Regions from separate parts of the Homo sapiens genome. Here region 1 is linked to region 2. Evidence: chromatin loops called from intact Hi-C (ENCODE). Cell type or tissue: IMR-90. All regions are shown on one strand.

Region 1 (2,500 bases), 410 kb before region 2:
CTTGAACTTGGGAAGTGGAGGTTGCAGTGAGCCAAGATCGTGCCACTGCACTCCAGCCTGGGCAACAGAGTGAGACCCCACCCCCCAAAAAAATAGAAAAAAAAGAGCTGATAAAAGGATAACAGCAAAGAGAGTTGAGATACACTTCCTATAAGATAAATTACTCAATAAAATATACCAGTATGCCTCAGGAAAAATGGAGAAACAAATAAATTGACAACTTAAGGGCCAAATAGGCATCTATTTAACGCTTAACACAAATTAACTTAGCTACAAAGTATCAATATAATTATATTTTGGGGACTTTTTGACAGCAGAAAAAATTTAAAACACAAGTATTTTGTAACTTTGATTTTTAAAAATCCTTTTTTTTCCCTCTCAACTGAGAATTCTTTATTAAGCTGTTACTTTACACAGATGATGATTAGGAAGGTACTTCTGAAAGAACTCATATTATACAAACACAGCCATGTGTCACTTAACAAAAGGGGATCTGTTCTGAGAAATGCTCGTCAGGGATTCAGTCATTGTGCAAACATCATACAGTCTAGTAACACAAACCTAGATGAGATAGCCTACTATATACCTAGGCTAGATGGTATAGCCTGTTGCTCTTAGTCTACTAACCTGTACAGCATGTTACTGTATGGAATACTGCAGGCAACTATAACACAATGGTATCTTAAACATTAAAAAGGTACAATCAAAATACAGTAAAATTTTATGAGACCCCTTTCTTACATAAGGACTGTTGTTGACCAAAACGTTGTAAAGTTACAAAGTCATGCTTTACTAGCATGTTAAACACATGACTGTAATGCCTTTTAAATAAACACTGAAAAAAAATAAAGCTAAATTCATGTGCTAAGTCACTCCTTTATGGTATTCACATTGATTTAATGCCATGAAAAATTAGTCATCTCAATCATTCATTCAATCATTAATCTACCCACCCTTTTCTCACTATGCTAACTTTCAAATATTAGTAAATGAGTACAAGCTATATGCAAAAAAACTACCTATAATCAAATAAGGGAAAAAAGTTATACTTACTCTCTTTTCATGCTTTTCATGTTCCAAAGTGCTAGATAGCCATCAGAAAAACCTACAGCAAGCTGATTTGTCCTGCTTATGTAACTAAGAGTTGAAACAGCTGTTCCTGTTGGACTTACTAACTGGAAACACAGATGGCGCCCTTGTCTCATTACACTTTCTCTAATGTGTGGTACTTCAGCTGGGATACCAGTTAGAACTTCAAGATCTAAAACCACAAATTAGACAAATGAAGTTAAAAAACTAGAAACAGCATTAAAAGCAAATATGTCATCCATTATTCAAGCTGCAAATGAAGTCAACTGAGTTAAATGAAGTTAATTGAAATTAAAAGATTAGTGATAACAAAAAAGTATGTTAAACTAGAAAATTGCCATCCTTATCTATTTAAATGCCACAATTTAAAAAACACATTCAATTATATAATATTTAAAAATTCTCTCAGTACATCTCAAATATTATCTAAGATAGAATTTTTTTAGGGTTAACAACCATAAATAAAACTGATTTATTTCTTTATTGAAATTTAGAACTACTACCTAAATACCTTCCTTGGAGCAATGGCTGATTCCGGGTCAGGGGGAAGAAAATACATAAAATGAGCCTGGTACATCTTATGCCAATAATCTAGGAAGCTATCACAGATGAAAGGGAATGTATCAGACAACATGAAGGGGCTCTCATTACCAATGACAGGACATTTTGGGCATCAAAAACAATAAAATTAATGAAACACATTAAATATGCCAAACCTGAAAAATTCACAGGGATACAAAAAAAAAAAAAAAAGAGGGGTGGGGCAAGGGGGAAGCCTACCCTCCCCACCTACAAAAGACCTTATATTGAACAATTGGAGTAACTAGGTATCACCTGCTTACTCTGAAAATTAGTACTTAAGAAACACTAAACATTTATCCTGCCTGTTCTGTAGACATTGTGTTTCAGAGTGACCAGAAAGCCCTAATTAATGAGAAAATTATTCTTTACATTGACAGAACATAAAAATCATCATTTTGCAGCCCTTAATGAAATAAGGGACTTATCCAAGAATCTTAGGCCGGGCACGGTGGCTCACGCCTGTAATCTCAGCACTTTGGAAGGCCAAGGTGGGCGGATCACAAGGTCAGGAGATTGAGACCATCCTGGCTAACACGGTGAAACCCAGTCTCTACTAAAAAAAAAAAAAAAAAAAAAATTAGCCGGGCATGGCGGCGTGCGCCTGTAGTCCCAGCTGCTGGGGAGGCTGAGGCAGGAGGAGAATGGTGTGAATCCGGGAGGCAGAGCTTGCCGTGAGCCAAGATTGAGCCACTGCACCCCAGCCTGGGTGACAGAGCAAGACTCCGTCTCAAAAGAAAAAAAAAAAAAAGAATCTTAATGAATGAAACAATTAGCTCAAAGTAAGGTTTTATAATTTTGGCATTACAGTATTCCCTCTCATTATTTACAG
Region 2 (2,500 bases):
TTAAAATTTCAATTTAAAATGATGGTATATCCATATAATACTAGGAAACCAGGAAAATAAAGCAGTCCTTTATATAATTGGAAAGGACCACAAAATAAAATTTTTGTGGAAAAAAGAAAAGTAACTCAAAGGACTTTTATATTACTAGTATCTATGTGACAAGCAAAAAAGGAACAGAATAATTTTTAAAACATGCTTTGCATCTGCCTACCTCTCTGGAAAACTATCAGTTACTGTCAGATGGTTTCCCCGGGTGTTGGGGCCAGGCACCCAGGACACGGCTGGGAAGGAGTGATTTTCTTTCTTTCTCTTTTTTTTGAGATCGGTTTTTGCTCTGTCGCCCAGGCTGAAGTTCAGTGGTGCAATCTTGGCTCACGGCAACCGCTGCTTCCCAGGTTCAAATGATTTTTGGGCCTCAGCCCCCTAAGTAGCTGGGACTCTAGGCATTCACTACCATGACCAGCTACTTTTTTTTTGGTATTTTTAGTAGAGATGGAGTTTCACCATGTTGCCAGGCCGGTCTTGAGCTCCTGAGCTCAAGTGATTCAACCACCTTGGCCTCCCAAAGTGGTAGGATTATGGGTGTGAGCCACCAAGCCCAGCCTTGACTAGTCTTTTTTTTTTTTTTTTTTTTTTAAAAAAAGCAAAAATATAGAGGGCAGAGGGCACTTAAAGGAATCATGTTGGTGAAAAGTAAAAGATGTTAATATAAAAAAAAAACACCTATGGAATAATTATGCGTCAATTGTACATATGTATCCCAGTGATCACAGCTGACGTGACCCATGCAGGACACCCCACCTTCAATGCCTCCAGATGTGCTGCATGGGGAGTGCACAGCCCAGTGTGGTTCTCCTGCAAAATGCGTGGCCTGAGTGCCACTGTGAGTCTAACCCCACCTGAGGGAAGGAAGCTGTATCACCTATCACGATATTCCACTCTTCAAAACTAGCCACAGCATGACAAACATTGAGAACCCAAGGAGGAAGTGTTAAGAGATGGGACAACTAAATAAGAAGCAACGATGCTGGATCATTATTGTTTTAATGTGAAATTTCCTCAATGTGATAACTGTATTGTGGTTAAGAGATTGTCCTTGTGTTTAGGAAATACGCTCCTTTGGCATGAATAAGGGGGCACAAACGTCTGCATCTAACTGAAGATTTGGGGAAAAATAGAATGAGGGGGTGGGAGTGGGTAAGGAAGAGAGAGGGAGAACGGGGAAAGTGAAGGAAAGGGTATTTGGAAGTCTCTGTACTGTTCTTGCCATCTTCCCTAACTTTAAAATTAATTCCAAAGAAAAAGTTTAAAATAAAAAGAAAGAGAATACCTCAAAAATTCTAAATTTGAGTCAGGGTTTTGGAACAAGGACTCTTGCCTGTACATATGAATCACAGGCATCTTAGTAAAAACTCTGACTCAGTAGGTCGGGGTGGAGCCTCAGAGGCTGTATCTGAATGAGCCCCTAAGTGGATCTGCTGCTCGGAAGAGGTCAGTGTGGAAAAGCCTGTCTTCCCAGGCTGTTCCACAGAATCCAAAACAGGCCTCGGGAAGCCACTGGATTTCATTACAAGGACCTGTGGGAGTCAACTTGATGTTGGTTTCTTAAATGGGGAAAAAATGGTAATTGCCCCAGTGACAAAAAATACAAAAGAATTCATCACTCTGACACGACTTCCTGGGAGAGGGGTGTGTGTGTGTGTGTGTGTGTGTGTGTGTGTGTGTGCACGACTTCCTGGGAGGGGTGTGTGTGTGTGCGCGCGCGTGCGCGTGTGTGTGTGTGTGTGTGTGAGCGCGCGCAGTGGGGGTCCCGAGGGAAAAACTGAGAGTATATATTAACAACAGATTTGGATGCTTTTTCCTTTGAGCCTTGGTTAGGTGTTTGAGGATCTACTTGCTATACTTTGAATGTGGCCCTCAAATTTCAGGTGCTGGAAACTTGATCCCCCATGTGGCAGTATTGAAAGGTGTGGCCTTTACGAGGTGATGAATAGGTTGTCATGGGAGTGGAACTGGTGGCTTTGTAAGCAGAGGAAGAGAGACCGGAGCAAGCGCGTCAGGACACTCAGCCCCTCGCCATGTGACGCCCTGCACCCACCTCGGGACACCACAGAGCCCCCACCAGCACGAACGCTCTCACCAGATGGAGCCCCTCAACCCGAATCTTCTCAGCCTCCATAAATATGAGAAGTCAATTATTTTTTTTATAAATTACAGTTTCAGGTATTCTGTTACAAGTGACAGAAAACTGACTAGACAGTCAAGGCATCACAGAAGCAAACCCAAGTCCAAGGGCCAGGTGGGTGGACAGACAGTGCTCCAGTCACCTCCAGAATCTGACACGGCCACTTAGCAGGATCCCCAGGGAGCTTTTAGAACCATATGGACCAATGCTTACATGCTGGGGAGGAGCATAAAAACAGGACATTGATCTACAGCGGGATCCTTTTATTTGTGATCGATTTATTTGTGAGGCACACAAATAAATTGGCAGAGAAAA

Evidence for each region. A loop is a pair of places that touch in the nucleus more often than their neighbours do. Peaks named below come from ENCODE experiments on the same cell type or tissue, not always from the same donor. Only the 100,000 strongest peaks of a DNase experiment are listed, where the experiment ranks them.
Region 1: it touches region 2 in a loop (5-fold over the local background); 1 of 110 quality-filtered maps calls a loop at or near these places.

What each region holds. Positions count from the first base shown.
Region 1 is chr1:246,906,498-246,908,997 of GRCh38, forward strand. It overlaps AHCTF1 (AT-hook containing transcription factor 1), which reads right to left. Exons shown (of 36, transcript NM_001323342.2): 5 at 1,054-1,261. Among named protein-coding and RNA genes, the nearest start is that of AHCTF1, 24 kb to the right of the region's middle. In IMR-90, a CTCF peak has its summit at 1,187; a DNase peak (open chromatin) is centred at 1,174.
Region 2 is chr1:247,314,447-247,316,946 of GRCh38, forward strand. All of the region lies in intron 6 of ZNF496 (zinc finger protein 496), which reads right to left. Among named protein-coding and RNA genes, the nearest start is that of ZNF496, 16 kb to the right of the region's middle. In IMR-90, no CTCF peak of the experiment used is centred here; a DNase peak (open chromatin) is centred at 1,435.